Regions from separate parts of the Mus musculus genome. Here regions 1 and 2 are each linked to region 3. The links are chromatin loops, found by intact Hi-C in ENCODE. Cell type or tissue: gastrocnemius. All regions are shown on one strand.

Region 1 (8,000 bases), 260 kb before region 3:
TAACCTTTCAGTTTCTTAGCCTCCCACCTTGGGGCCTTTGTCTGTGCTACACTGCAGGTGTACCCACCTTTTGACATTGCAACACAATGTTGTCATCTAAAGAGAACAGCACAATCGAGTTAGGAAAAATGCAATCTTTCTCTCTCTCTGTCTTAGTTAGGGTTTTACTGCTGTGAAGAGACATTATGACTAAGGCAACTCTTATAATGGATAACATTTAATTGGGGCTGGCTTTACAGGTTCAGAGGTTCAGTACATTATCATCCAGGCCAGCATGGTGCAGGAGGAGCTAAGAGTTCTACATCTTCCTCTGAAAGCTGCTAGCAGAATACTGGCTACCAGATAGCTAGGATTCAGGCCCATACCCACAGTGACACACCTACTCCAAAAAGACCACACCTACTTCAACAGGGCCACACCTTTTCTAATAGTACCACTCTCTGGGCCGAGGATATACAAACCATAATACTCTCTCTCTCTTCCTCCCCCACCCCCTCTTCCCCTCTCTCTCCCTTTTCCTCTCTCCTTCCCACCCCAGACAAGGTTTTTCCACAATGTAGTCAAGTGTGACTTTGAACCTCTGATGGCCTGGTCTCCACCTCCCTAGGGCTGGAATTATAGGTCTGCATCACTGTGCCTGGTTGTACTTAGTCCTGAGAACTGAGACCAGGCTTTAAGAATTCAAGCAAGTATGCTACCAGCCACATCTCTGGCCCACACAACATTTTATGTGAGTTTATAGGGTCTTCTGTAGTGGTTGGGATGCAGACATAACTTTCCTTGTCTGTTTGCATCCTACAGGAGCAGGTTAGACAGGATCTTTCCTCCTGTTCTTTAGACTGGCAAACCTATGTCTTTCAGCTCTCATGTCAATCATCAGCTCATGTCAATCATCTGTTCTATATCTACCTAATACACCCCCATTATAAGTTCTCATAGTTCCATGTACCTCTTCTTTTTTATTAATTATGTATTTATTCTACACCCAGACGGCAGTTTCCTCTCTCTCATCTCCCCCGAGTCCTTCTCCCAGCCCTGTCCATTCCTCCTCCCTTTCTCTTCAGAAAAGAGCAGGCCTCCGGTAGATACTAACCTGCCTCCATGTTCCTCTTCTAACAGAGCTTGCCATTCTGTCTTTATTTAGTTGGAAGTTTGTTAGTTAATGTTTGCCCTTTTCAGTAGATGTGTTCAGTTTGAAATCACAATGACAGCATTCCTGATACAGACCAGAATGAAGGTGTGTTTGGCTAACAGTGTCAGGGGTTTTAGTGTGCAGCCAGCTGACTCGGCTGTTCCTACACCATGGTAAGAACAGACTATCATGGCAGCAGGATATGGTAGAGCAAAGCTGCTCACTCCATAGCAGCCAGAAGAGATAGTGAATGGGACAAGACAGAGTTCCCATGGCTCTACCCCCAGTGACCTGCTTCCTCCCACTGGGCCTATCTCCCAAACCCACCACCTCATAGTAATTCACCAATTATGAACTCATCAATGGGGTTATTCTATTGGTTAGGTCAGGCTCCCACAACAGTAATTTCTTTCTAACTAATTAGTTATTTCTTTGACACAGGGTTGTATTATACAGTGCTGGCTGGCCTGGAATTTGATGTGTAAGTCAGGCTAGCTTTGAACTCACAGAGATGCCCCTAATTCTCCCTCCTGTGTGCTGGGATTCTATGTATGTACCACCCAGACCAGGCAATCCAGTCATCATTAATGATTAGATCCACCAGTGGGGAAATCAATCCTTTAATGCATGAGCCTTTTAGAAGGACCATTCATATCCAAAAGACAGTGTCGTCACCATCATCATCGACATCACCCTCTTCCTCCTCCTCTTCTCCCAAATGCCTTTATGTCTGGCATACATCTAACACTCAACAAACATTTTTAAAAGATTTATTTTTATTTTAAAATTTTATATCTCTAATCTATCTATCCATCCATCCATCCATCCATCCATCCATCCATCTATCTATCTATCTATCTATCTATCTATCTATCTATCTATCTATCTATCTTTGTCTGTGTGGGGATATGCAAATGTACTCGTGAGAAACCAGAAGCAGATGCCCGAGCTGGAATTACAGTGATCCTGGGCCACTGGATTGGGAGCTGGGAACCGATGCTAGTCTTCTGGAATAGCAGGACCACTCTCAGCTGCTGTGCTGCCTCTCCAGCCTCCACATTTTTTTTTTCTTAATTAGACATGAGTAGGTGTATTAATCTCTTTTCTCAGCTGCTGGACAGACCACCTGCCAACAGTGTAAGGGAGGCAAAGTTTCTTTGACTCCAGGATTTCAGACTAGAGTGTGTCATAGCAAGGAAGGTGTGTCCCTGAGCATGTAGCTCAGGCTCCTCACAATCATAGCAGATCAGGATGCAGTGGAAGCAGGGTCAGGTGACAACCCCCTTAGGCTCTCCCCCAGGCACCTACCACCTTAATCTGGGTCTCAGCTCCTGAAGATCCCCCAGATTCTCCAAACAGCCACACATCTGGGGACCAAATGTTCAAATATAGCCTACTGGAGCCATTTCACATTCAAGCACTATCAGTCAAGATGTGTAGGAGTGGGCGTGTCAAATGAGACCTCAGGGTCTTTGTTTTAAAGAGATATCATCCTGTCTCCAACAAAGCGGAAGGCAAGGACTGCCCCCCCCAAGAGGGGAAGAGAGAGAGAGAATAAACCTATATTGTATTTTTGGGAAGGAAGAGGAGAAGAAGGAAGAGAGGAAAGACCAAGGATGAGCAAAAGCAAAAAACCATTGATATATGTGTATAAAACAACACTCATTACTTTGTAAATTTACCTAAAATTTTATTTTAAAAAGAACAAGAAAAACAGGGCATGCCAACCCAGGACTTTTACCAGTGGAATTAGATTTTTGCTATAGAAAAGTCATTGGTGGTGGAGGAGAGAGTCACCGTGTGTGCAGAATACACAGGACAGGTCCTGCAGAGAGGGTCACCGTGTGTGCAGAATACACAGGACAGGTCCTGCAGTGAGGGACACTGTGTGCAGAGTACACAGGAGAGGTCCTGCAGAGAGGGACACTGTGTGCAGAGTACACAGGAGAGATCCTGCAGTGAGGGACACTGTGTGCAGAGTACACAGGACAGGTCCTGCAGAGAGGGTCACCGTGTGTGCAGAATACACAGGAGAGATCCTGCAGAGAGGGACACTGTGTGCAGAGTACACAGGAGAGGTCCTGCAGTAAGGGACACTGTGTGTGCAGAGTACACAGGACAGGTCCTGTGTTAGACACATATTTCAGTGGCTGTAGTAAATCCAAGCAGGAAATGGTAAAGACTTGAGCTAAATCTCCGCTCCTGTTTGTTTAGAGAGTTCCTCAGGATAAGCTAGGCTGGCTTCCCGTTCCTTTATTTCTGATTTGGAGCTGGCTCTCGTGTCTGGATTGGTGAATTGTTCTTTTCTGATTTGTATCTTCCAAAGCATTACTTTATTTATTTTTTTTCTTTTCTTGCTTCCTCTCTTCTTTACACTTTGGGAAATGTTTACTTTTCTTTCATTACATTATATTTACTATGGCCCATGCTTGCAGAGGTCTGAAGACAACTGTATTCTCCTTTTACCACGTGGTTCCAGAAGGTTCCAGTTAGGTTGTCAGGCCTGGTAGCAAGTGCCTTTAGCCATCTTGTTGGCTTACATCTTACATCTCTTTACTGTAGGTTCAGTGGGGGTTGAGTGGGGACAAAGTCATTCCTATGTATTTAATGTTACTTTACCTGCAACTTATGTTTTTGTTTCACGATAAACATCCCTTTTCGTTTTACTGTAATAAAATTGCCTTCAGATTGGCTACCTGCAATGGTGTGATTGCATCTAACACAGTATTTCTAGACTCTAGTCTCTAAAAAAAATTAAATATACATAAAGTCCTACCTCCATGATTTAGCCTAAGTAAGTAAATTAGCTTTATGGATACTCACTGCAGTGCTTGATGTGGTAGTAAAAAACATTCCAACAACCAAGCATAGCTTAAATAAACATACTTTTACAATTCAATATCTACTAATGAGAAAATTTACATAGAAACAAGCTTAAATAGCAGTACTCCAGAAAACACAAGGCTATTTGGTCAAGGTCACTGGACGAAGCTAACTCTTCTTTTTGAAGCACACATTTCCTGGTGACTTGAGAGCATGGCATGAAACCTTTCCTTAAGCGTCCTAATGTCCACTCTCCCCTTCTTCCTCAGTAACAGGATCGGATTTGTGATGGGAGGTGTTTCTCCTGTTTATGCTGTAACTAGGGATCACATTAGGGCTTAAGTAAAAGAAATATAAAAGTGGTTTTAGGAGAAACTTCCGGGAGGCTTCTTTGAGGCACTGATGACAAGAGTGAGGAAAGGAAGCAGACATTAAGCTACTTCCTGTACTAAGATCTCCTAATAAACAAACAAAAATTAGTTACTAAAACCTTCAAAGATCTGGCTAATTCTAATTGGAGAAGAAAAAAGAGGGCCGAGGGAGTACGTATGCCGATTTTCCTTTGAATAAACTTACTTTGCAAAGGTTGATAAGGTTACAAAAAATCGCTCGCGGTAGTGACCTCTTTTCGGGTTTTCCGCGACAATCCGCAAATCGAGACCATTCCTTTCGTAGACCATTCCGTCGCGCCGATGCCGGCCCTTGTCCCATTCCCAAATTTGTCTAGGGTTTGCAGGGTTTCCAGGATACCTCGTGTATCTGAGGATCTGCATTAACTTAAATTTTGGCCCCAGATGTCAGTTAGGAATTTGAGAACAGAGCCCGGCTGGCGGAATTCTCTCAGGCCACCAATCCTGGGCGCAGGGCAGGGCGGAGCTGGTCCCTCCCTGTTACGTAGCCAGTAGTCGGGACCAGACGAGGGAGGGGCGTGGCATACCTGCTATCAACCTTGTGATTGGCATTCCGTCTCCAGTGGCCGCGGCTGTCAGCTGCCCAGAAGCCTGGGCGAGTGAGGACCTACAAAGTTTGTCCGCTCCGGGGCGCCATACCGGCTCGGGTCCGGGCCAGCCGGGCTGGGCTGGGCTGAGCCCAGGAGACCCCGATGGCCGCAGTGTTCCTGGTAACGCTCTATGAATACTCGCCGCTCTTCTACATAGCGGTGGTCTTCACCTGCTTCATCGTCACCACCGGCCTGGTATTAGGATGGTGAGTGTCCAGGGCTGGGAGTGGAGGGCGCGGGGACCGCCGGCCCGGTGTGGGGTCCGCGCAGAGGGTTCGGGTGACTCCGGGAGAGCGGTCACCGCCACCGAACACACTCGGCCCAGGCCAGGCTGCTGCCCCCGTGGGATGGGACCGCAGGGGAGAACTTGGTCCTGGTGCGGGGGTCAGAGTGCGTGTCCCGAAGGCTTTGTCCCGGGCCCCGGCCTACTTTGTGCCTAGCGGGGACCGGTCACCGGCCCCGCAGGCGCGCAGACCTGACCCAAAGGAGCTTGGCTGTTTATGACCCGAACTGACCCTTGCTTGGTCCCAGATCTTTCAGAGGAACTTTTACCCGAATTCTGTATCTACCGATTGCTAATTGAATGGCTTCTTGATGCAGTCTATTTTTTTGGAAGTGATCTTTAGTTAATAAGACGTTTTTAGAAAGGAGCGAGATTTTAGGAATAAGTTATTCTGTGGGGTGGAGGCATTTTGCTTCTAGGAGAGTTACATAACCCAGGAACAATTCTTTCAGTGTTGAGTCTCCGGTATCCCTCTTGAGGAGATGCAGTTTTATCATGTTTAGGCTTATAAAACACAGCTGGTTGAAACCACGGGACTAGCCTACAGCGGTTGCTCTCTAGACTGCAGCTTTCATAGCCCCTTGAAAAGATGGTGAACCCAAATGTATTGAACAGTGGCTCTAAATGAGCAAGAACCATGGCTGGAAGTGGACCGTACAGAAAAGGACATGAGCTGTTACAGTTGGGGAACGAGTTCTCTGAAAACTATGTGAGAACGGGAATGCATTTGCAAGAAGAACAAAGCAAACAGGTTTGAGACTGAAGCGGGCTTTGTAAATCAAGCTCAAAAATACCACTTGATTACATATTCATCGTTACTTTAAAGACTTTAACAGGTCCCGGTCCGTTTCTGATAATAGGATCTCCTTTTGGAAAAAAAGAACATGTTAATATTTCCACTTGACCCCGAGTTACAGCGTAAAACTCCCATGTTGTGGACAAGATAAGATGAAGTCCAGTCTTAAGTTGTTTTCTCTTTAAGACAGGTGGTTTCCCTGTAGCATAGTATGATTGCAGTCCTGTTTCAGCATCCCAAGTGCTGGGAATATAGGGGTGTGCCACCATACGTGGATCACTCCGTGTTATTTACTATTAACCTTTCAGGTTTTAATTGCTGTCATTTACGTCAAGGAAGTTTGTAATTAGAATTAGTGTTTACCACTTTAAAAAAAAAGTAGTCTTAATACACAGTTTTTAAAGAACTACAACACTGGTATTACTCTCTTCAACCTAACTTTCCTCTCTAAGGAAATTATCTAGTTGATAATTGCACTATATGCCTTGTTAAATAGGCCACTGGGGGAAGTGGATAAAATTCATATTGCACGTAATGTGGCATCTAAGGGTAAAAGGAAGACGGGTGTGTGTGTGTGGGGGGGGGGGAAGACAGAGAGAGACAGAGACAAGGAGAGACAGGGAGACAGACTTTGGAGTCAGACAAACACAGGTTCACGCCACGTTTAAGGCTTGATTTGAATCTATAATGATTGTTTACTACCTGTGTCAGTAGGAGGTTTACAAGTGTTGCAAGTTTCTATTGTGTTATTTCTTGAAGTCTGGGCTGAGCACTGATGAGGCTGCAAGACCTCGTCAGTAAGCACCAGTCACCTCTGTCCTTATTTGAACCTAACAAGTCATGGTGAACCTAACCAACCATTCTTCCCACCCGGCTTAGCTTCACCTACGTAGATAAGCTTTTTATATTGTTATTTGCAAACTAAACCAAGGCCGGATTCACCTGCTAGAAATGATGATAACTTGGTCACCATGTTAATCTTACAGACATCTTTCTAATATCCCAACCAAGGCAACAGGAGTGAGCTAGTCAACTTGCTACACTTTTCGTCCTTGTCATTGTGTATCGGTCATATCTGCAATGTAATCTCTATTGGTTATCTGTTCTCACGTCACGCGCTGGGTCCTTGTTTCTTGCTTCTCTCCACTGTGCTGCATCTACCTGTGTTGGTGAGCATTGCTGAAAGAGCAGGAACAGCTGGCTATTAGACCCCAGTAACAATAGCCAAGAAAAGGAAAAAGAAATCACACAACAGGACATAACTGTCTTCTAGCCTCCATAGTGGCTTCTGTGAGTCCCAGCAGCACCCGTCTGTCGAATACTCTCAAATACCTTACTCAAATAATCCAGAATATCAACTTGGCAGCGATTCCCTGTCACCCTGGCATCACAGTTCAGTGAGGGATTGTCCGTCAGCCTTACTGCACCCCCCTGTATACTCTGTTAGTGAGTCTGGGACAGAAAACCGTATTTCTCCTTTGTTAGATGTCTACCATAATGCTTCACTAAGAAAGGATACAGACTGAAGTTTACACAGGCCTCGGGGCACACTGCTTCTGTTTACTTGCTTTTCTTGTATGTCTTCCTGTAGCAATAGTGCTTCACCCTGGCAGCAACTCTGGTCCCAGTTTATAATTTTCAAGTCTCCTAGATCAGCCTCATTTCATTATATTGGAGTCGCAGCTGCATAGTGTCCCAACTCCACATTTTTCTTTGTTCTGTTACTTTGTCTTAGGGATGATAGCTTGTGGCAGAGTCTCCCACTCTAGGCAAGCACTCTACCACTGAGTCACATCTTCAGTGCTAGTTAATAACTTTTAGTTAGTCTATTTCTTTCTATTCACATAGTTGATGGGGTTCTGATCTTCTGAGTGGACTATGACTGAGTGTTCTTGGGCAAAATCCCATCAAAGTTGGAGCTTGTCAGTTGGGTTAATTACAGCTTGGACACCCAGTTGTTACTGGG
Region 2 (8,000 bases), 94 kb after region 3:
AGGAAGGAAGGAAAGAAGGGAGAGAGAGAAAGAAAGGGAGAGAGAGAGAAAGGACAGAGGGAAAGAGGTTGGATATGTTGAGTTATTTTATAGTAAAAAAAATTAAAATTGGATAAACAAATGCTTTAAAATTTGTGTTTTGCTGAAAATTCTTTCTTCCAGGGTATATTAAATATTTGAGTTTTTCTTGTATTTATACTTTTTTGTGGGAGCTTATTGTTTTTAATTCAAGTAATCGAGAACTGGCAGTGTTCGCCAGACCTGGGATTTGCTTGGACTGTTAAAGAGTCAAAGTTTCTTTTCCTTTTTATTGTATACCTTGCAAAGTTTTCCTAATATTTACATTTTGGTGTTCAGACATTTTTCTTCGGTGAAGCACGCATTTCTCCTATCCGTTGTCCCTAATTAACATTAACAGCTGAGCACCCTGGCACTGCTAACTGCTTCCTTCCTGGACAGCTTCTTCAGCTTGAAGGGCTTGCATAACGCCCATCAGTCATACACTGGGGAGACTCAAGACTGGAACACACGAAGTGGTTCTGAGTCACCAACCCCCAACAACACACCAGTGACCTTACCAGCGGGACTTGGGCGTGTGGCTTTAATTAGAGAAACAACTGCTTGCCCAGCTTTTGCTTTGGCTCTCGCTGGGGGAAAGAAGCCAACACGGAAGCAGTCCGAGGTTCTGGGCTGTTGCATGGTAACTGTGCTTTAAGACACTGCTGTGGACCAAGGGCTTCTCCGGCATATGTTTACTGGGAAGCAGTGTGAACGGCAAGAATAGACACAGCAGCTGCTGCTGCAAGACTGGACCCCCCTGTCTGTCTCACTGTGCTAAGTGGAGAACCAGAAGCAACTGGGCTGACAGAACCGGCAACAGACCGGAATAGATGAGCCCTGAGCAGTCCACTGAGGAGCTAGTCTCGGTTGGACAACTCTGCTAGGGCTGTGTGGAGCAGCATCAGAGCCTGCATGGAGTGACTTCAGGAGGAGCTGGCAGGCAGGGTTGATTACAGGGCTGGGCATAGTTCATACTCTTGCCATTTTCTCCATACAGTGGATGGTGAGATGAGCCTGGAGCTCTCTCTGAGCTACGTACAGTGGCTGTCACAGTATTTTCAACTTATTTGAAAATCCAAGCATGTTCTTAAAAAATTAAAAAATATCAAAGTACAGTTGACCCATGAAGTTAAACTGTGTTAATTCATTTATGTATGGGTTGCTTAGGATATTGGTGACAATTTGGGGTGGGAGGACATCAGAATCAGGTATCTTAGCAACATTTGTAAAACCAAGGTATGTATAGAATACATCCCGACAGGAGTCTGCTCTAATCATTTACTATCATGAAATATGCATAAATCCATTTTTAAAGTAAATACCTGGGGTAGAGAGGAAGCTCAGTTGGTGAAATGCTGGCCGTACAAGCCTCAGGACTCAGTTCAGATCCCTCAAAACATAAACCATTGGGCACGGGAGCCATAACCAGCGCTGGGATGCTGTTGGGGGTTGGCCTGCTGCTACATAATGCAATGCTAGGTGTGGTCCCTAAGACCTGGTTGCCCCAAAGACAAGAAGAGTCCACTCTTAGGCCCAAGTGACACTATGTGACCTGGCCCCTCCCCAAAGTTATTTCTGATTGGTGAATAAAGATGCCTACAGCCAACAGCTGTGCAGAATTGAGGTAGGCCGGCTTGGGGTTCCCAGGCTTGGGGTAGGAGGAGACCACGAGGAGAGAGAAAAGGTGGAAAAAGGAGAAAGACACCATGAGTTAGGAGTCAAGAAAGCATGGCCATGGGGACTGGCCAACTGGAGTTAAAATGAAACTATGTAAGGACTTAACTCAGGGTTATCAGTCGGAAATAGATTTTAATAGCATAGAGGGTAGATATCTGTCCAGCACTAGTACTAATAAAGGCTTATTATAAACATAAAGGTCATGTGGGTCATTTATCCAGGAAATGAATGATCAAAGACAGGGTAGACACCCTGGATTGAAATTAAATATTTTCTACCATAGGAAGGTAGAGGCAGGAGGATTTCCAGGGACTTGCTAGCCATCTAGACAAACAGCGAGCTGCAAATTCAGGGAGAGACACTGCCCCAGTTATCCAGGGCACTAAGTCAGTATGAACCCCTGGCCTCCACACACATGCATATGTATACATACACATGCTTTTACTGTGCACAGAGTGCAGCTTCCTCTAGACTTATGTATCATAGCACACACTGTGCTGTTTGTCATCAAATGCAAATAAATATTTCAGTATTAAGTCATAATTGGAAAAGCATCAACTGTTGGGCTGGTCATACTAGCGGGTGGTAGGGCTGTTAACTAGCATGCATAAGGCCCCGGGTCCAATGTCTGACACCACATACTAGTGAACTGTAGAACTACCGTGATTTCATAGCTGCCTTTCACTGCTACTGTCTGTCTCATCTGCTAATATTCTCCAGAAGTTCCTCTCTGTTGTAAGTTGTATCTATAACATGGTAAAAATTATCTTTTAGTTTATAAGTGTTTTTGCTACATAGAATACATAACACATGACTAGTGCATTAATCTGTTTGCTATTAGCAAGGCTGCCTGCCAAGAGCAGATTATCATCTTCAGAAGACTTGAAAGTTACACATGAACTGATTCTATAGGAGCTGGTGCCCGACACTAGCATTGCCCAGTGACAGCTGTGGCATGCTGCAGAGCATTTCTAGCCTCACCCATATCCCTCACTAAACTGTAAGGCAATGGGTATTTAAGTCATTTCCACGCAGTACCTAATCTTGAATATATATATCATGATTTCTTATGGTCTCAATAATATAGTATCAAATTTCTGTATGTTTGCCAATCCAACAAAAGACCAATGTATCTATAGGTAGGACCTGTGTGCTTCTCTCGTGGAGAGTGAGGACAATCACATTTCCTGGTGTTTGCAGAGCCCTTTGGAATTAGCCCCTGTAGAATCAGTCCATGTGTAACTTTCAAGTCTTCTGAAAGATGATAATCTGCTATTGGCAGACAGCCTTGCTAATAGCAAACAGATTAATACACTAGTCATGTGTTTTGCATTCTATGTAGCAAAAACATAGAATTTTTATAAAATTTTTATAAAATTTACTTCGCTTTAAACACCTTGGCAGCTTCCAGTTTTGTGGTCACATTTCTCCCACCACTTTCCAGCATCTCATCTGACATTATCAGCCCCATTGTCATCAGCCCCCTGCCCAGGGCATGAGTGTGTCTTCCCGCTTATCATTTGACTCACTTGTGATGGTATCCATCACATGAAAATTCTTAGTTGACGTTTGTCACATTTTATGGTTTCTAGATTAAGCCATGATTAAGTAGTCTTCTATTACAGAATTAGACATCTAAAATCATAAGCTTTTTTATGTTTTAAAGCTTTCTGTACTTTTAAAATTTTTTACCAGAGTTATATAGCTCCTTTTTAAAGGGACACAAGAGTTCCTCTTAGAATTTCAACTGATAAATTTAAGGACCAAAGATCATTAGTCCGTCCTTTCTAGTAAATACCAGATGTAGGCAGTCACCAACAGATCCTAAATCGGTAGGTGACGGGCTGGCTGGAAACTCTAATTGATGAGATCAGCTGAGACACTTTAGGCTGATTGAGCTTGATGCCAGAAAAGAAAGACATTTGCTGAGCTGCCCCAGAGAGAATGCCATGCTTCCTTCTATGCAACAGTCTTACCTACACTTGAAGGTTTTTGTTTTGGAAGAGCAAGCTTCTCAACCTGATAATTAGTGCAATACAAGAAACAACGGGCTCACGAAAGACTAAATCTTGGGGATAAAATAAGCAAAGGCTGATGCGGTAGATTCTGCAGGACTGATGGGCCGTTTCTTCAGCAACTAAAAAGTCAAATGTGAGAGACCTAGAAGATGCTCAAGGATGAGACTGGAGAGATGGCTCAGCGGTTAAGAGCACCGACTGCTCTTCTAGGTCCTAAGTTCAAATCCCAGCAACCACATGTTGGCTCACAACCACCTATTGGTGGAGAGTCTACCAGAAACATCTCCCTTCACATAACACGGAATTAGGATCCACGCAATCCAGATTCCTAATTGCAAAACCAGTAATTAGACATCAGCCCTCTCCTGGTCAATTCTGGTACCGCAGCCTTATTCACCGAAACACTAAAAACTCAAATGCAAACCTGGAGAGATGCCAGGGTGTGGAGGAGTTTCTAGAGCCAGACAAAGCAAACAGCAGGACAAGAAAGGAGAGGAAGAAAGCCAAGTAAATTAGTACGACACTGTCATCAACTGAAAGCCAGGTCACATCGGTGCTCCTGATCCTCTCAGCTCTGCTGCTTGTCAGCCACCATCTGGAGCAAGTGTTCCCTGAGTCTTGTTTCCTTGTATACAACATGGGAATATTACATGCTCTATAGGGCTATTATGAAGATAAAGCAAGGTGACACCTGTCAAGGGCTCAAGTCAGCAGGCAAAGACATCAGACAGTCAAGGCAGCATTGAAGCCTCGCTTCATGCTGTCATCTCCCGGCACTGACCAAGCACCCTCCCTACCGGCTATCATCACACTTCTCTTCCCCATGACTGGCTGTCTTTTCTCTAAAGGCCCTCCCGGGAGGGCTTGAACCATGTCCAGCTTCACTCATTCTTTTCTCAGCACTCTGCACAATGCCTGGAACACAGTAAGTGCCTCCAAGCCTGGTGGTACAAACACTCAATCTCAGCATTCAAGAGGGAGAGGCTGGTGGGTCTCAGGGAGTTCCAGGCCAGCCTGATCTACAGAGTGCGTTCCAGGCCAGCCAGGGCTACACAGAGACCCTGTCTCAAATAAATAATTAAACAAGTAAATAGAAACACTGGTAAAATTCCCAGTTAATCTCATGAATAAATATTTAGTACTGCTTTGGGTTGACTTGTACTCTACCAAGAAAATCCTGTTGAAGATCTGGGTGCCTCTGAATATGATTTTACTACGTATGGTGATGCTCCAGGTGTAACTCAGCAAATTCAGACGAGGCACACCACAGTGTCCAGAGACAACAAAAGCAAGGACACTGGCAGGGGTAGAGATCAGAGCAAGTGATGACTTCAAACCAAGGAAGATGGACTGAGTTCTACAACCAGAAACTGGGAGGAGGCATGGAAGGTCTCCAGTATAGTTTCAGAGGAAGCTAGGGTTTTCAGACTTGGCATCCAGGGCTGTAAAATCCCCAGCTTAAATCCCCAGCTGTAGTACTTTTCTTTGGCAGCCTGAGAAACTAGCATCAGTAGCAATGCTGTGGCAGTGGTTTGAATGAGAATACTTTGCCCTGCTCCTATGTAGGCTCATGTTTAAATGCTTGGTCCCCAGTTCGTGGAACCTTTTTGGAAGGATTAGGAGGTGTGGCCTTGTTGGAGAAAGTGTGACTCTGGGTGTAGGCTTGGCGATTAAGAGCCCATGTCAGGACCAGTCTGTTAGGGTGTCTGTCTGTCTGCCCTCTCGCCCTCTCTCTGCCTCCAGAGAGAAACCAGCCACTGCTCTAGTACCATGTCTGCCTGCCTGCTGCTACACTCACTGCCCTGATGGTCATGGATTCACCCTCTGAAGCTATAAAGCTAACACTTAAATTTCCTTTATAAATTGCCTTGATCATGGTGTCTTCATGACAGAAAAGCTTGTCTGTCATGCCAGTGTTGCATGCAGTACCTGCACCTCCCCATTTCTGGCTTTTTGCCCCTTGTCTTGACAGCTCTGATCTACATAAACTACTGTAGCAACAAATTTCTTGTTTCCTCTTTATTCAGTGTTCTTCCTGATAACAAATATGCTCTATTTAATAATTCACTAACAAAATTAACAGAAGTTATTAGTGAGTCAAGATTTAAATGAGCTACATATTCATGTTTATTCAGTGACATTTCAGCCCTTAAGATGAACTGGGGTGTGTGTGTGTGTGTGTGTGTGTGTGATATCATTTCCCTCAGTTCCTCATCTCTTAAGACAGTCTCTCTACCATGAACCTGGAGCCTACCAGTTTGACTAGACTAGGTAGCCAGGTAGCCAGCAAGCCAACAGGGATCCTGTCTCTACCTCCTCAGTACTAAGATAAACACAAGTATGCCACCTTGCCTTGCTTTCTTATATGGATACTGGGAATCAAACTTGGGTCTTAATGGTTATTCAGTAAGCACATTATCAACTGGGCCATCTCCACAGGCCCTATAATATATATTTCTAAAACAAGGGCATGAATTACTCTTCATCCAGAATACAAGAGTGTGTACTATTCTTCTAGAGGACCCACGTTCAGACCCTAGCACTCACAACTGCCTACTACTACAGCCTCAAGGAATGTGACGCCCTCTTCTGGCTTCATGTGTGCATGCGCTCTCACTTGCTCCCTCCTCCCCTCTCGCTTACATATAATTAAAAAGTAAAATAAATCAAGAATTTTATTTCTTATCTACCTTGACACTTTAGCTGTCACCGTTTGTAGTCCATCAATTGTCTTAGGGTTTTACTGTTGTGAAAAGACACCACGACCACAGCAACTCCTATTTATAAAGAAAAACATTTCACTGGGGCTGGATTCCAGTTTGAGGTTTAGTCCATTATTGTCATTGCAGGAAGCATGGCTGCATGCAGGAAGACATAGTGCTGGAAGAGCCAAGAGTCCTACATCTTGATCTGCAGGCAGGACACTGTGTGCCACACTGGGTATAGCTTGAGCATAGGAGACCTCAATGCCTGCCCCATAGTGATCCACTTCCTATTAAGGCCATGCCTCTTAGTAGCGCCTTTTCTATGGGCCAAGCATTCAAACACAAGTTTATGAGGGCTATACCTATTCCAACCACCATATTTCACTCCCTGGCCCCCATAGACTTGTAGCCATGACATAATGCAAAATGTATTTAGTCCAACTTTAAAAGTCCCCATGGTCCCCAGGTTCAACAGTATTTAAAAGTCCAAAGTTCAAAGTCTCATCTGAGATTCATGAAATCTCGTAACTGTAACCCCCTTTAAAATCACAATAAAAAAGCAGATCACACACTTCCAAGAGGGAGAAGCAGCATGCTGCTGTCAACAAAGCTAAAAAGAATTGGAGATCTGGAGAGCTGACAGACAGACATGGAGATGCAGTTTTGAGTTTATCCGGTATTTCCTCATCATGTTCCTTTCTGCATTTCTGGAATGGCAATTATATCCTGCACCACTATATGCTGGAACTATGTGGGAAAGACCCTACTTCCATCTTGTGAAAAGGAATTAAAAGAACAGTTTAGGTCAAGGTGTGGTTGTAAACACCTTTAATCCCAGAGGCATGCAGATCTTTGGGTTCAAGGTCAGACTGGTGTACAGAACAGGTTCCAGGACAGGCAAACTAGACAGAAAGTTGGTTTAGATGCTATTAAGAGAGTGGGCCATGTTCCAATCCCAGAAAGCAGCAGAACTTGGCAGCTTCAGCCACACAGTTCTGGCTTTAGAGTCAATGATAGAAGGGGTTATGGAATTGCCCTCCACAACTAAGAAAAGCCACTGAGGCCAGGTGTGTGGCAGGGGTGTCCCTGCAAGGAGGCCAAGAGAGGCCACTGTGGGAAGCTGTGAAGGTGAAGCCTAGATTGCCTTGGAAACCTCAAGAGGTTAGAGATGCCAAGAGTCCTAGGATACACACTGAGGAAAGCTGCTAGCCCACAAGCTACAGTAGTGACAACCAGAGGGAGACTTAGTATGCAGGCAGCCCTGTCACAGATGACCAGAGTCACTCCCATGGAAAGACAGGCACTGGAAAGAGGAGAAAGGTGTGACAGGGAAAAAGGTGGAAAAGTGACAAACTTCCCAGGGGCAAGAAATGAACAGAATCCAGAAGCGAAGGGAAAACATGCAGAGTATCAAGTAATTAAATAATTTCTGCCATAAGTCAACAAAGAATTAATAAAGCACCAGGCAAACAAACAATATAAATACCTATGTTTGTCCACAAGCTTTTAAAAAAAAAATATCAGGCTCTCTAGGGCTGGC
Region 3 (8,000 bases):
CATATCAGGATATCGACAGCAAAGAAAGTATGTTGGGATTTTGTTCTTTGTAATACATGGTGCCCCCCCCCATGCGTCACTGGCTGCCACGGTTCTAGGCGGGAACATGGCAGGTCATCACTCCTCCTGAATGAGGATACCCTGTGGAGAGTTCCAAATCGCATTACCTAAACAGGTTGTGGTAGGAGAAAGGCTGGTAGGGAGAACCTTCCCACAGGAAGAGCTGAATCGCAACATCTGTACCTTGATGCTCACGGTCAGAATGGTGATACTCATCTAGGTGTGAGAAGTGTGAGTTCATGATGTAATGAATGCCAGCAAACCTCGGGGGAGGGTTGAGCCACAAAGCGGGGCTCTGAAAAGACCTGAGAGGGATCTTCTATCAGTACCTTAAGTGGTAGTGTAGTGCCTTTCTACCTTCTAGCTGCAGACAAGCTAATTATAGTCCGTGGCAGAGTGAAGAGCCCAGTGCTCGTCTATTTTGGTCTGAGCTGCAGTCTAATAGCGGGGCAGGACCATTCTTGATTTTTCATAGTAGCTCAGCTTCTTGGATGCAGTTAAAAATAAGCCTGGTCACACTTCAGAACATGTTACCTTAATATGGCTGTAAACTGAGAGACCAGGTGCATGGGAGATAGGAAGTGAAGGTTAAGTTATCATAGAAGTGAAGGAGGGAGGAGGGCTGGCTTAAGCAATGGTAGAGAGGACTTGGGAATAAGGAAGCGATCACACCGATATCCTACAGAGGATCGCCATTTTGTGTCACATTCTCAAACATAAACAGATAAATATTCATTTCTTTGCTTGTACCCATCAGGTTCCGAAATTCACTTCCCAGTGCACGTACAGAAGCTGTGTTGTTAAATTGGGGGTGGGGGGGAGCTCATTTGCATAAGTGTGCCTTACCACTTGAAGGAAATAAGGCCAGCTGGAGTTTGTGAAACATCTTCATGACAGATTTACTTAAAAATTAAGATGCTATCACATTCTACTACACAGTACTGTTATTTATTATGCAAACATTTAGTTAGCACATGCCCAGTGGTTTCTGAACACTAAAAATATATTCGTTTATTCCACCCTCACGACAACCCTATGAAGTAGAACTGCTTTTATTAACCTTAGTTTACAGATAAATTGATAGGCAGAGGTACCCAGGATATGGAGCAAGCTTGCCAGTGTTGGGCACCAGATCAGTACTCCTTGCCACTGCAGAGCCAAATGACTGCTCTGGTCTCAGGCTAATGCACACAGAGGATATGCCTGCAAATTGATACTACTGCCAGCTCACCAGTCTCCAGCCCTTGGGGGTTGCCAGCTCTGATGGGCTGCAGATCACTCTTGCATCAGCGGCCTGGATGCAAAGCAAGACCTGCTCCTCAACTGCCTTGTGCTGCCACCAAGCACCCCATTTCTATGAGAGATACACTCACTCCCAGGCCAAGCACCCCATTTCTATGGGTGATGCTCCGACTCCCAGGTGAGGAGGAGGTCTCCAGCTCCTGTTGCAGTACCGGGCCCTGCTGTACCAGTTCCTAGAGGAAGTCATTCTGAAGTAGAAGTTGAAGATACCTGGCTTTTAAGCTCCTCTCACCAGCAACACATCCCCTGCCTCTGTCTGCCTAGAGAGAGGCGTGGTCCGAGTTTGAGCCTCTACAGACTGTTATAAGCACATGCTAGGTCAGGGCCAGCCTGAGGTCTGCCAGGTCGGAGTCTTTTTATTGACTAGATACGAGGGAATGCAGCTACCAATCATGGATGTTCAAATCGATGGCGCCAAACCCATGAAACACATTCTGCTCTTCGCATCACCTCTGGGATATTTTCACACTGTTAATTTATTTTGAGAAACCATTTCTCCCATAAAAAAGTAACCGCAGGCAAGCCCCTGCTTTAAATTATCTCACAAATCCCAAATTAATTGCTTCTTATTAATGTTATTTTTATCAAAGTCTTTTCATGCGTTTCAAGGAAAGGACATCAGTTAGACTCAGAAAAGCAGAGAAGGTGAGGCAGACAAGCTCGGGGGTAGGAGGCAGGATGGAGGAGGGGCCAAGAGTGGGACTTTAATTTGGCATTTGTTCTTTCTTGGGAAACATAATTATTTCCTTAAGCTGAGTGGTCCTAACTGACCTCAGAGTTCAATCCCACTGTCAGCGGCAGCAACTCTAGAAAAACCTGGCTTTGTAAAAATAACCTTTTGAGGACACCACAGCTAGACTCCACCATCAGGAAGAAGAAGGCCTCTCAAAATTCTGCCTCCGCTATACTGTAACCACCACCACCACCACCACCACCACCACCACCACCTCCCAGACCCCGGAATACTCTGGGCTTTACTCCTTCTCCCAAACAGCTGAGTCCTAACTCTTGGGAATGTCAGGGTTCTCCTTTTCTTCACCGACTGCCCTAACAGAGCCTTCTGGCCTTGATGTGGCTAGAAAATACAGTCTTGATCCAGGTCTGATTTTCTTGAGTAGTCCCAGCACTTGGGTGGTTGAGGCGGGAAGGCAGTTTGAGGCTAGCTTGTGTTACATAGTTAGACCCTGTCTCAAAAAAAAATTTTTTTACAAGCTACAGTGTTGCTTTCGTGGAAGAACAGATCATTTTAAGGCAACACTCATCCACTACTGTTTTGCATATAGAAATAGCCTTCTAAAAATCCAGCCAAAGAGGGAAGTGAGAAAAATCTATTCACACCAAGTAAGGGGTGGGGGGAGTCTTAGCAGATACTGATCATCTATCTGCCAGGTGGCCCAAATTCTGACTTCAGAAGCCAGAGGACCTGTTCTTAACAGCTGAAAGCGGAAATCCCCCCCCATTCCCCCCCCACACTTGCTGCCACTTTTACAAGTTACCTCCCTGGGGTCTCTGATTGCATGGAATGGCCTCACGCTAATTTTCAGTTTTCAATGAGGAAAGGGAAGATAAGATAAACAGAGAGACCAAGAACCCAAGAGAAGAACCTCTTCTTCTGAATGGGTTCTACAACACCCTTCTTGGCCTCAAAAGCCTGGAACCTTCTCTCCCTAAGACATTTAGGAACTCGGGAACTTTTGCATTGCCACCTCAGACGCCACCTCCCCTCCCCCCGCCCCGCACTCACACACAACCATCTCTGGCGCAGGAAGTACCTGCTGTGAATGGCCCCCTGGACCTCCACTGGCTAAGCTAAATCAGCTCATCTGCAGGGTCTTCTGGTAAGCTTGGCGAAAACTCCCCAGTTTAGCAACCAAGCGACTCTGCTCCATCTAGTGGCCGTTGCCCGCCACGCAGACCTCCTTCACCCTCCTGAATAACTAAAGCTGCCTGACTCCCTTGGAAAGAATGTGTCCGGTTCCAGAAGCCCGGGGCTGGTGGAGGCTTCTCCGCTGAGCTCATCCGACCCCGCTGGGAGCAGCCTCCTGCGTGGACCCGAAAAGCGGAGCCTTGCCAGCCCTGGTGAGGGCCGCCCTGCAGGAAAGACCTGGGGAACGAAGAGACTGGACTATCCTAGGTGTGTATGGAGTCATCCACACACCGCAGTGACCTCCCAGTTGGAGAAATATCAAACAGCATTTACTCTGCAAAATTCTGACTCCGTGCCTCGGGCCTGGGACATAAGGGGCTGAAGAAGACACATACAGTCCTTTCTAACAGAGCTTATATTTCAATCGGGTCCTCCATCTAAGACTGCTTACAGACAACCTGATCAGCAATGAACCACGCCATCATGGAAGGCGCACCAGAACGGAATCAGATCCAGATACTGACCCTACTATTTTGCTTTGTGGCTTCTTGAAAGGCACCATGGCCTCATGCACAGACCCACAGGTTGGACTAGACAAGAATAGAAGGCAGGGGACTCTTTGAGCTCCCCTTTTGGGTTCATATTTGAGTGCTGCCCCCTGCTGGTTGTGTGTCGATAGCAAAATCCTCAAGCTTTCTGAGTTTTTCTAGCAGTGAAGATTAGGAAGCCTACTTCATAGGGCTGTCTTGTGGGTTAAGAGTAGTGTGCATGCGCCAACATTTAGCATGTGCTGTTGCTTTTAGATACTAGGTACAGTTTGATTCATAGCCTATTATTGGCACCCCCAAACCTCTTGTCAGTCCCCAAGAGACCCCACTGGCAGCCTGGGCTATGTAGGGCTGGAGCCAGAACCTCTGGATCTCTTCTCTTTGCTCTCACAGTCGTGGCTTTGGGCAGTCCAACTCCCTCCCAACAGCCAGCTCTGTGGGCAGCGGCATGGGCAGACGGAACCCACGACAGTACCAGATCGCATCTCGGAATGTCCCTTCCGCCCGCCTTGGTCTCCTGGGCACCAGTGGATTTGTCAGCTCCAACCAGCGCCACACCGCTGCCAACCCCACCATCATGAAACAAGGAAGACAGGTTTGTTCTGCTCTGGGGAGCAGGGAGGTTGACCAAGCTCAGGGACTGAGGCTTTAAGATGTCTCCAACCCAGACAGTCTCCTGCATGGAAAGATAAGACCCCAGGGGAATCTAAACCAGGAGATAGCTGAGCCTATGCTTGTCAGGTAATCACTGTTTGCGTTGTTTCCCTGGAGACGGAAAAACTCATGTCTGCTGCTTGGGAAAGCTAGTGCTACATTTATCTCTGGGACCCTTGTAGACAGGCATGCAAGGGCTACTTCTGCTTGATCTTTGCCCCCCCCCCAACATACCCCATCACCTTCCAGGTCTGGGTGGGCATTTAATAAGCTTCCTTTGACTTTTTCCTCACAGTCCCGGCTGCAATGGTGAGTCCACAGGATTGTTTGGGAGGCTGTCCCTTGCTGTGAGATTGACAGTGACCTCTCTGCCCCCCTGAGCCCAACCTTGCCTTTCCCTAAATGTTCATTCCCTCAGCCCCCTGAGGCAATAGAGGTTGGCCTGGGCCTGGGAACATACAAGCAGGCCTGATGAGAGGTTGTCTTTAAAACAGAAAGGCTTCACCAGGAGGAGGCTGGTGGCAGTCCCTCCCAATGGGAAGGGCATGTCTGAGAAGCCCTGATATCAGTTCTAGGCAAGGTCACTACAGGACACACGAGCTGCATGATATACAGGCCTGTTGCCAGTACTGACTCTTTCTTTTCTCCTCAGTGTGGAGTAAATTTGGGGACTCTCAAAAAGAAATTCAAATAAGAGCCTTAAACTCATTATACTGTTTGCTACAAGTATTTCTAAGACAACCCCCCCACACACACACACACATACTCCCTTTAAGAAATATATGGAGTAAAAACACTTTTGGAGATGGGGAGAGGGGAAGGTGGCTCAAACTTAAAGCGAGGCCTGTGAATGAGCCTCAAATGGGACAGTCTCAGCCATCTCTCAGTAAGTCCATGGCGGGTAGCATGGGCCTTTCCAAAACTGTCCTGGGATACCTGTCTCCCGAGTTCCAGCTGGGGCTCTGCCTCCCCACATCCCCACAGGGTCTGGACTAATGCCCCCCTCTTGTATGTCCCTCCCTAGAACCTCTGGTTTGCCAACCCTGGGGGCAGCAACAGCATGCCCAGCCGCACCCACAGCTCCGTCCAGAAGACCCGCTCGCTGCCCGTGCATACTTCCCCACAAAACATGCTGATGTTCCAGCAACCAGGTAGGGCCTGGCTAACTCGCTCCCTTCTCTCTCTCTCTCTCTCTCTCTCTCTCTCTCTCTCTCTCTCTCTCTCTCTCTCCCTTGACGCAGAATGGAGGCTGGGATGCCAGAATAGACGCCCTGGTGACCCAGCCGGAAAGTGCTGAGCCTCAACTGTCACCACACATTCTTTAGAGCTGCCGAAAGCCTTTCCTTTTTTAAACCATGCCTTGCCAGTGTGAGCAGAGGCTGCCTAGCAGGGAGCCAGAGCCTGAAGTCCCAGCACTGGTTGCAATATAACAGGGATATTTCTGATACTTGTCAGATATCTGGATTCCTAGATTGATTAAACCAGCGATAGCTCTCCCTGGAAGAGATCCCTGTGGAAAGGTGGGGGGGGGGGGGATGTGTGCAAAGAGAGGATAAGACAACAAAAGAGAAAAACTTGAATGTTGGTGTCACTGTGGAATGGCATTGGAAAACAGAGCCATGGTTTCTTGATTCAGGAGTAACTTGACGGAGTGGACTCAAGGCCAGATGGGGAGACGTGGTCTCAGTCACCATGCCTCCTAAAACAAGCTACCTGAATCTCAAACAGCAAACAGATCCTTGAAGCCTTTCTCTGCACAGGCACTAACACTAGATTCCAGACTTGCACAATACCACCTAGGCCATGGCTACATCTTTCAAGATTCCCCCACCCCCAGTGAATACACAGGAGGTGCACCCTGTCTTTGGGTAGCTTCACCACACCTCACAGCCTGGAGCCCTGTGTCTGTCCCAGAAGCAATTGTTTACAAGGCTTTGGATTTCAATGTTCCCGCAGATCAGGGTATTAGAACTCTAGAATATCCTGGGCTTTTCTTTTCCCTCCCCCCACTCATAAAGATTTTTTTCTTGGATGTTGCAAACCCCTCCTTAAGGCTTTAAATCCCTCATAGTGGCCAATGCACAGCAGCAATGCCTACTTCTGGTCTCCTCGTTGCTAATGACCTGCTGGGCTAACCAAGGGCTCCCTTCGGGCTCTGCCCACTCACACTCAGCACCTGCTGGGTGGTATCTCTGTGACATGGCCATAAAGGGTGAGGCAAGTCAGAGCCATGACCCAGAATCCCTCAGCGAGGAGACAGGAAGCTGTGGCTCCACTAAGGATGCAAACGCCTTGGCCTTGGCTGGGCTTCCAGGTGCACTTCCTGATAACCAGACAGTAACTTTGAAAGCTGGTCTTGCTTCTCGGCTTCCTTCACAGAAATGCCTCTCACCTCCAGGCCAGACCAGAGTCAACCTGAAAGGTCGGAGCTGGGTGTAGGCCTTTCTAGTCAGAGGAACCCAACCTGGTCAGCCATGGGGTCTTCTCAGGGTTCATACTGAATTCTCCAAGTTCAGTGCTGAGACTGAACTTGGAGAATTATAGCACCAAAGCAGAATGTGGACTTCATCTTTACACAACTAGGATCCTGTAAATGTGAGCATAAAATGAACTGGAGATGGGAACTCCCCAATGGTTGTCTTGGGTACAAGGTACGTTTCTCCACCCACCCACCCCACCCCCGGCTTCTTAACGTGAGTACGCATGCACTTAAAATCATACTTCCAAACCCAAGACCACAACGTCTGAGAAAGCATGGACTTTGTGAACATCAAAATAATTGCCCTACAAAGGAAGACCACCTCTGGGGAATATGGAGAAGCCTCCGTGTGTGTGTGTGTGTGTGTGTGTGTGTGTGTGTGTGTGTGTGTGTGTGTGTGTGTGTGTGTGTGTGTGTTGTTAACCAGTCACCTTGCTCAGTTGTGCTGGCTCATCCCTCTTTCCCACACTGCATAGTCAGGACGTCTCAGACACCGCCTATGGTGGCTTTCTGCTTTATTTCCACCTGGACAGGTGTCAAGTGTGCCTTGGTTCCAGTGGGAAGGCCAGCATGTCACTGCTGACTCTGGCTGGCCACCGGGATGAGAGGAACACTCAGCAGGGCCTCCTGGACTGAGAGGACAAGGTCTGAGACACACAAGGGGCCTGGAGCTCAGCACACCTGTGGCACCCAGTAAGAATGCCACCTTGCACAAAGGTGGGGTTCTTTCCCATCTGGAAATCAAACTCCGAAATTGCTTGGCAAGTGATCCTTCCTTCTGGAAGCAGTTCTGTGTCTGTCGAGCCAGACTCAGTCACTCTTGGGCTTCAGGCAGAGAAGATCTCAGGGTAACCTGATGTTTAGATGCCACTGAAGGTTCCTTACTTGCCAGGAGCACCAACAAGAAGTTGCAGAGGGCCCAGAGCAGGCTTTCCCACAAGAAAACCACAGGTGGGGTAGAACTCACAAGCCTACATTCTGAAAATGGCACCCTTCACTTGCACAAGACCGCATGCAAAGAAAGTGCTCTTGAACCAGAGGACCTGTGTGCAAGACGGCAAGATTGCACCATTTCACCGAGTGATACCTG

What was found. Hi-C counts contacts between places; a loop is a spot of excess contacts. Peaks named below come from ENCODE experiments on the same cell type or tissue, not always from the same donor. Only the 100,000 strongest peaks of a DNase experiment are listed, where the experiment ranks them.
Region 1: a loop joins it to region 3, with 2.7 times the contacts of the local background. A loop is called at or near these places in 7 of 42 quality-filtered maps.
Region 2: a loop joins it to region 3, with 2.1 times the contacts of the local background. A loop is called at or near these places in 7 of 42 quality-filtered maps.

What each region holds. Positions count from the first base shown.
Region 1 is chr14:46,827,219-46,835,218 of GRCm38, forward strand. Cgrrf1 (cell growth regulator with ring finger domain 1) reads left to right here and starts at 4,916. Exons shown (of 6, transcript NM_026832.4): 1 at 4,916-5,161. The coding sequence starts at 5,058. In gastrocnemius, a CTCF peak has its summit at 4,976; a DNase peak (open chromatin) is centred at 4,917; H3K4me3 peaks cover 2,691 bases; H3K27ac peaks cover 2,346 bases.
Region 2 is chr14:47,177,459-47,185,458 of GRCm38, forward strand. The region is part of intron 1 of Gch1 (GTP cyclohydrolase 1); the gene reads right to left. It also overlaps the pseudogene Gm18811. Among named protein-coding and RNA genes, the nearest start is that of Gch1, 8.0 kb to the right of the region's middle. In gastrocnemius, a CTCF peak has its summit at 4,126; DNase peaks (open chromatin) are centred at 609, 4,153 and 4,612; H3K4me3 peaks cover 1,192 bases; H3K27ac peaks cover 2,118 bases.
Region 3 is chr14:47,083,589-47,091,588 of GRCm38, forward strand. It overlaps Samd4 (sterile alpha motif domain containing 4), which reads left to right. Exons shown (of 13, transcript NM_001037221.2): 9 at 1-27; 10 at 4,171-4,372; 11 at 5,456-5,582. Among named protein-coding and RNA genes, the nearest start is that of Gm10371, 29 kb to the right of the region's middle. In gastrocnemius, CTCF peaks have their summits at 3,262 (motif pointing left) and 3,890 (motif pointing left); DNase peaks (open chromatin) are centred at 3,284, 3,880 and 4,201; H3K4me3 peaks cover 1,494 bases; H3K27ac peaks cover 6,265 bases.